Regions from separate parts of the Homo sapiens genome. Here region 2 is linked to region 1. A link is a contact called in ENCODE Hi-C or POLR2A ChIA-PET data. All regions are on one chromosome and are shown on one strand. Each heading gives the region's core, a stretch centred on a gene start or an enhancer-like site at or near the end of the contact. The rest is flanking DNA. Distances are from core to core; before and after follow the strand shown.

What was found. Hi-C counts contacts between places; a loop is a spot of excess contacts on that map. ChIA-PET counts read pairs that join two places held with the same protein, here RNA polymerase II (POLR2A). Pooled maps may share reads with other maps.
Region 2: a loop to region 1 is called in a pooled map, with 2.8 times the contacts of the local background. The contact joins two enhancer-like sites. A Hi-C loop is called at or near these places in 2 of 50 pooled maps. POLR2A ChIA-PET finds 5 or more read pairs at or near these places in 4 of 52 experiments (Caco-2, K562, activated CD4-positive, alpha-beta T cell and 1 more).

What each region holds. Positions count from the first base shown.
Region 1 is chr19:12,865,208-12,869,000 of GRCh38, forward strand. It overlaps MAST1 (microtubule associated serine/threonine kinase 1), which reads left to right. Exons shown (of 26, transcript NM_014975.3): 15 at 109-274; 16 at 510-611; 17 at 773-895; 18 at 1,446-1,555; 19 at 2,267-2,445; 20 at 2,523-2,770; 21 at 3,436-3,642. Among named protein-coding and RNA genes, the nearest start is that of DNASE2, 14 kb to the right of the region's middle. RefSeq lists enhancers at 1-358, 359-1,146, 2,368-2,662 and a cis regulatory region at 1,944-2,724. Within about 2 kb of position 2,409, at least 5 of the 41 ENCODE cell types and tissues checked have a DNase peak (open chromatin) inside an H3K27ac peak, as active enhancers do.
Region 2 is chr19:13,091,742-13,095,396 of GRCh38, forward strand. It overlaps NFIX (nuclear factor I X), which reads left to right. Exons shown (of 11, transcript NM_001365902.3): 11 at 2,894-3,655. The coding sequence ends at 2,908. Among named protein-coding and RNA genes, the nearest start is that of LYL1, 9.3 kb to the right of the region's middle. Within about 2 kb of position 2,215, at least 22 of the 41 ENCODE cell types and tissues checked have a DNase peak (open chromatin) inside an H3K27ac peak, as active enhancers do.

The sequences.
Region 1 (3,793 bases), core at 1,159-3,658:
GGTGGAGTGACCCTGCAGGACCTCGGGAACCCAGGGCCTGGTGGGGGGCACAGCTCTCCCTTGAGGGCCCTCCTCTGGCTGGGGCGTGGGCTGACAGCCTGCCCCCAGGTGTGTGGGACCCCAGAGTACATCGCGCCCGAGGTCATCCTGCGTCAAGGCTACGGCAAGCCAGTGGACTGGTGGGCTATGGGGATCATCCTCTACGAGTTCCTGGTGGGCTGTGTGCCCTTCTTCGGAGACACACCAGAGGAGCTATTTGGACAGGTCATCAGTGGTACGTGGCTTGGCAGTGTACAGGGGCAGAGTGTGGTGTGCACGGAGAGATGGACAGGCTCAGGGTTCCAGGGATTTCAAAAGCGACCCCCCAGAGGATCGCTTGCACTCAGGAGGTCAAGGCTGCAGTGAGCCATGATCGTGCCACTGCACTCCAGCTGGGTGACACAGTGAGATCCTGTGTCCAAACAACAACAACAACAAAAACCGCCCCTAAGTTCCGTTTTGTTTTGCAGATGACATCCTGTGGCCCGAGGGGGATGAGGCCCTACCTACGGAGGCCCAACTCCTCATATCCAGCCTCCTGCAGACCAACCCTCTGGTCAGGCTTGGGGCAGGTAAGTCCGCCATGCAGAGGAGCTGAGGGCCCACTGATAGAGAGCAGGCCTCCAAAACCCCAGGCCCAGCCTGTGCTGTGGCCCCGGGGCGGAAGACATGGGGGGCGGGGCTGGGCTGCTGGGTTGGCCATCAGCTGTGGCTGGAATCCCTTCCGTCCCAGGCGGCGCTTTTGAGGTGAAGCAGCACAGTTTCTTTCGAGACCTGGACTGGACAGGGCTGCTGAGGCAGAAGGCCGAGTTCATCCCCCACCTAGAGTCGGAAGATGACACTAGCTACTTTGACAGTGAGCTGGGACACCAGGCACGACCTGGGTCGAGGGGTGGGATCCGGGAAGAGGGACCCTGGGGTAAGTAAAGCCTGGGATAGGGCCTGGCTAAGTACCAAGATGTGATGCCTAGGTGCGAAGGTGGTATTTTGGTGGGGGCGGGGCCAAGTGGGGCGGGGCTGACATACAGGCGGGGCTCAGGCTGAAATGTAGGTAAGAACCTGAGATTGGGCTAGGTGTGGGGCCTGGCCTGGGTGAGTTGTGAGTGTGGGCCTGGAACTGAACTAGAGAGAGGTACTAGCGCTCAGAATGGCCTGGGGTGATGCCAGGGTGCAGAGCACTGTAGGTGGAGCGTGGCCTCTTTGGAGGCGGGGCTAGACGGTGCCACTGAGAATGGGGCAAGGACCTTGCCTGGGAGCGGAGCCTAAATTAAATACACTAATGAGGCAGGGGCGTGGCCTGACCTGAAGACTTGTAAACCCGTCTTGAACCAGGACTGGGCTCCTGTGGGGATGTGATATGAGGAGGAACCCCGTACCCTCAGTCACAGCCCATACCCGCTCCCCAGCCCGCTCAGACAGGTATCACCACGTGAACTCCTATGACGAGGATGACACGACGGAGGAGGAGCCCGTGGAAATCCGCCAGTTCTCTTCCTGCTCTCCGCGCTTCAGCAAGGTGGGCCAAGTCTGGGTGTGGGACAGGGCGAGACCCCAGGAGGGATGGGGCTTGGAGAGACAGTGAGAAACAGGTTCCCTGGTGCCCAAGGTCTCAGGAGCGGGAAGTTATTGATGGGGCGGGAGTCTGGAAGGTGGTAAGGCCACGCAAGAGGCAGGTTCGGGAGTCTATGGGACGGGCCTTTGGCACTGAGTGGAATCTAACAGGAATCAGGACAGTTGTGCAGATTGAGGCCATGGTGGGGCGGGGCTAGGTGTGGGTGGGGCGGGGTCAGGACGTGGGAATGAGGCCAGCAGCGAAGGCGGAGTAAAGCCCAGCGAAGTCTTGCTTTTATTTATTTATTTTTATTTTTTCTAATAACGGGCAGAGAAGCCATAGGCCTTGCTTTGAGAAGCAACTTGTAGAGGCGTGCAGGGCCTAGCCTGGGCTAAGGAGACATAAATTAAGGGGGTTGCTGGGAAGATGGGGCTGTGTAGAGAGCAGATTGGTCAGGGCATCGTCGGGGCAGAGCCTAGAATAAAACGCAGTGCCTAACTTTGTGGTGTGGGGCCTGAACTGAAGAATTGTAGGTTGGGGGATCATGCACAATTGGGCGGAGCCAGGCCTCGGAGGGTGGAGTGCGTTTTGCGGGGGATCCACTGCCAGGAAGCTGATTAGCTCCGGAGTGAAAGTGGAACCCGGGCTGGACTTGCCTCCCACCACCACCTACAGGTGTATAGCAGCATGGAGCAGCTGTCGCAGCACGAGCCCAAGACCCCAGTAGCAGCTGCAGGGAGCAGCAAGCGGGAGCCGAGCACCAAGGGCCCCGAGGAGAAGGTGGCCGGCAAGCGGGAGGGGCTGGGCGGCCTGACCCTGCGTGAGAAGACCTGGAGAGGGGGCTCTCCGGAGATGTGAGCAGGGGAATGGCGGAGTTTGGGGGCGGGGTCGAAGGGGGCGTGTCTTCCATAACCACGCCCCCTCCATGCAGCAAGCGATTCTCCGCGTCCGAGGCCAGTTTCCTGGAGGGAGAGGCCAGTCCCCCTTTGGGCGCCCGCCGCCGTTTCTCGGCGCTGCTGGAGCCCAGCCGCTTCAGCGCCCCCCAAGAGGACGAGGATGAGGCCCGGCTGCGCAGGCCTCCCCGGCCCAGCTCCGACCCCGCGGGATCCCTGGATGCACGGGCCCCCAAAGAGGAGACTCAAGGGGAAGGCACCTCCAGCGCCGGGGACTCCGAGGCCAGTGAGTGCCCTATCGTGCTGCCTTCCCCAATCTTCCCCAATGTCCTACTGGTCATATAGTGAGCATCCCACGAGCCTGGTGCTGTTTATGAAAGATCTCAGGTCCTATTCACATTGCAATTTGGGATTTTTTTTTTTTTTTTTTTTTTTGAGACAGAGTCTCACTCCATCACCCAGGATGGAGTGCAGTGGCGTGATCTCGGCTCACTGCAACCTCCACCTCCCAAGTTCAAGTGGTTCTCGCACCTCAGCCTCCCGAGTAGCTGGGATTACAGGCGCGCGCCACTACCCCCGGCTAATTTTTGTATTTTTAGTAGAGACAGGGTTTCTTCATGTTGGCAAGGCTGGTCTCGAACTCCTGACCTCAAGTGATCTGCCTTCCTTGGCCTACCAAAGTGCTGGGGTTACAGTCGTGAGCCACCACACCCAGCCCAATTTGGGATTCTTAACATTAGAAACACCCCAATACCATGGTCAGTCAGTGATACAGACCGATACAGACTATGTCTCTATATGAGGAGCAGTGAGGCATGCAGGTTACCTGCTCAGATGAAACTCACCATCCATCAAGGGTAAAAAGTGGAAAGAGCATTCCAGGCAGGGAAACAGTATGTGGGAAATCCCTGGCCTTGGACTAATTCCTAACACACTTGCTTTCTGTTGCAGCTGACCGTCCACGCCCAGGTGACCTCTGCCCACCCTCGAAGGATGGGGATGCATCAGGCCCAAGGGCTACCAATGACTTGGTTCTGCGCCGGGCGCGGCACCAGCAGATGTCAGGGGATGTGGCAGTAGAGAAGAGGCCTTCTCGAACTGGGGGCAAAGTCATCAAATCAGCCTCAGCCACTGCCTTATCTGTCATGATTCCTGCAGGTAATGCTGGGCCCCACCTGGCAGGGGAGGGGCTGCCCCCCATTTGAGGCAGGACAGACCAATGAAAATGCTGCATTTTCCCTGTCCACCGTGATTGGCTCCAGGCTGGACCAATGAGAGGCTGCTCTGCCACTGCCTTGGGAGGAGGGAG
Region 2 (3,655 bases), core at 965-3,464, 230 kb after region 1:
CTCTGGGCTGGCACCAGGCTTCAGGGTTCCATCGCTCCCTCCCTCCTGCTGCCTGCCTGGGCTGCTCACAGCTCTGCGGTCGTGCGCTCCGAGGACCACTGCCACGAGCCGTCCCTGCTAACCCTGTTTCCGCTGCCTCCTTTACTTTCTTTGCTCACTTTGCTTGGACGTTTGGGGGCCAAGTCAGAGTTTAGGGAAAGTTTGTCTCCCCCCATGTTCCCTGTGTCTTAGGCTCCAGGAGGTAGGAGGAAGGAGTCCCAGCGGGGGTCCAGGGCCCCTGAGCAGGCAGGTGTGTCTGGGAGTGGTTGGGGGAGCGGAAGCTGGACAAGCGGAGCTGGAGCCCTCGGGCCTGGGGGCAGGCAGGCGGCTGCAACGGGCGGGCGCAGGGGGTACAGCCGGGGGTGGTTTCCACAGTAACCAGTGACTTTAGCTGATCTCTGGAGCACCAGATGGAGAGAGAACAATAGAATGAGGGAAGAAAAGAGAATTTTAGCAATTTTGTCATTCCCTGGGCAGCGCTTTTTACTTAGTTTTAATCAATTTTGGACCTGGCTCAGGAAGTAGGGAGGGGTGAGCAGAGAAAGCCACTCTGTGCTTGGCAGCAGATCCCCCATTTCTGGGACCTGTGGGGAGGTGCCGGGGAGCCCCCTTGGGGCAGCCTTTGTCCCTAACTCCAGACCTGGAACCAGAGTCTTCCTTCCCTGAGGAGGACCCCCCAGTCTGAGCATTGGCAGTTGTCCCCAACTGTACAGCTCAGGAGACCCCAAAGGGGCCAGTGTGAGGCCCTGGCATGATCTGCCAGGAGCAGATAGGGCAGGTGGGGCCCTCCCTGTCCTATTGTCCACAAGCCTCATTTGCCTGGTGAGGAGAGGGGTGGGCTTACCACCAGAGTCAGCCTCCCCCTCAACCTCGGGGCAATGGCACAGGGTTCCTGTATAGTCTCCCCTTGGGAAGGGGGTCCCAGGGAACAGGCCCAAGCCTGTGGCAGGTGGGGGTCACCCAGCCCAGGCGCTTCCCACCCCCGGGCCTGGGCCAGAAGCCCAGGAGCTGGCTGCGGGCCGGTTCTCCCCCACCCACTCTGGGGATGCCTCAGGCCTGGGTTTCCGCCTTAGCCTCGCCAGGCCCCAATGAGCCTCTGTTTGGCCTGTAGTCAATTGACCGGTTGGACTTGGGGCAGGTGCTCGAGGAGCCCCACTGAGGGAGGGCAGGTCTCTTGTGCGTACTGTCCAGCACATACAGGAAATTTAGCATTTCTGCCCACCCAGCAGCGCCTGCTCATTGTGGCAATCCCAAACCGCCACATTTCCAGATGCTCTTGATCTGCACTGTCCATTGTGGTAGCCACGGGCCACGTGTGGCTGTTTACATTTAAATTATTAACTAAAGAAAAATTTAGTTCCTCAGTTACAGTAGCCACATTTCAAGTGCTTAGAAACCACTTGTGGCTAGTGGCTACTGCAATGGAAATGAGAACATTTCCATTGTCACAGAAAGTGCTAGATGATCTCCAAGGCCCTTTCTGAAACTCAGTGTCCCTATCCTCAGTCCCAAACCAGAGCCTGAGAGCAGGTCTGGCCTGCAGGCAGAATGTTTGACCAAAGCAATGTTTTAAATATTGGAAATTTTCACACGAAATTCTGTTTGGGCTTCTGGCTTCTTTTGAAAAGTTGGCAGATGAGCTGCCCTGGGCCCTCACCCTGACCCTAGGCAGGGCACAGGCATTCTGGCCACCACAGACCCTGCTTCCTCGTGCTCGCAGCACAGGCAGCAGTTAGGAGCACAGCCTGCACTGCCCCTTACATTTGAACCCTGGCTCTGTTGCCCGAGGGCTGTGTGGCCTCAGGCAGGTCACGTACCCCCTCTGTGCCTAGCTTCCTGGTGGGGTCAGGGCAGGGGTGGAGTGAACCAGGACCTGGTATGTGCTCTGTAGTTGGCTCCGCCTGGCCCCTGCAGACCAGAGTCTGTGACAGCCTGGGAGAGGTCCCAAGATGCATTTTCAGGGACCCTCATTTTGCCCCAACGGTACTACCAGGTGCACCCAGGCCCAGTAGACCACAGTAGACCCTGACCCACCACTTTGCCAGGAGGTGGGGCTGGAGCCTTGGATGGAGGGCGTAGCCAAGCAGCCCAGACCCTTGGGGTCTGCCCTGGGTGTGCTCTGAGCTGAGCCACCAGACACAGGCAGACAAGACAAGGCCCTGTCTGTGGGAAGGCAGCGCCCCCTGCTGGCGATATGAAGGAAATGACGCTCACCCCAGGGAGCCTCAAGTCCTTCCTCAATGTCTGGTGCCCTGAGGGTAGAGGATCCAGCACCATGGGCTACGTGGCCCCTCCCCCAGGCCTGGCGCTACTAGGGACTGAAGCTGTGTGGTTCCCCTGCCCCCAGTCTTTCAGCCTGTGGGACCTTGGCTGGGGTATATAGATGGGAATTTCTGCTTTTAATCCAAAGAGACAGAAAGAAAACTCAGCAAGAAGCTGGGCCACCCCCAACCCATTCCTAAAACCCCTCTGGGTACAAAAGCCCCAGCCTGGCATCTTCCCCACCCTCCAGGACCCACACAAAAACCTAAACAATTGGAAACATGGCCAGATCTCAGGCCTGTGCCAGCGCCAGCCATGGGGGTCCCACCCGCTGGGCACAGTGCCCACGGGAAGGCCAGCTGGACTCTAGCACTAGGGGCAGAGTCTCTGAGGGGGCGGGGTTCTCGCAGGAGGGAGGGAGAGAATGGGGATGCCCTTTCTTCTCCATGGGAACAAGGTGGGTGGTGGCTGCCCGGCACCCTGGCTCTTTGGGAGCTGGACCCTTGAGGGGCCAGGTCACTGGGCCAGGTAGGAGTGAGATGGGACCTGCCCCAGCTGTTCTCAGTATCGCCTCTTTTTCATCCTGTTTCAGTCCTGGTTCCTCTGATAAGATCGACAAAAGAAACAACAAAATGAGAAGAAGAGGTTCCTCGAAAGGGGGGAGAAGAAATTTTGAGAATGGAAAAATCCCCCAGCCCAGCCCAGCCCCACCGAAAAGCAAAAATTACACGTCGTCAGCCACTCAGCCCTTCTCTCCTCCAGCCCGGGGACCCCCGCGGGCCCCAGAAGCAGCCCAGTTCTCAGAGAGCCCTTGGAAGGGGTCTCGGTGGAGCTGTGCACCAGCAGCCAAGCAGAAAGAAACACGCGACATGGACTCTGTCAAGTAGAGGACAGAAAGCAAGAAAGGATGCAGAACTGCCTTCCTCCCCCTGACCCCGCCCCGGCCTTCTGGGGAAGGAACAAAGTCCCCAAACAAAGCAACCAGCACAATTCTGAAGGGGCCTGGCCTCCACCCTCACCCCTTCCTAGGGGAACCCCACCCTCCACACAGCCGGAGCTGCCCTAGGGAGCCTGGAGGGCCAGCTTGTAAAGATGATGGGGTTTAGATCCCTCAGGCTCTCCCCTCCAGACTCCGCCCTTCCCTCCCTCCCTCCCTCCCTCCCTCTCTGCCAAGGCTCCAGCTTCTTCCCCCAGCTGCTCCCGACCAGGAGGGGGAGAGCAGCCTCCACTTACCCCACCCCACCCTTGGGCTAAAAGCCCCCAGGCGGGCAGGGGGTGACCCCTGGAGCTAGTTGCGTGTCCCAGAATGGAGGGTGTTCTGACACCCCACCCTGAGCCGCAAGAGCAGTCCTGG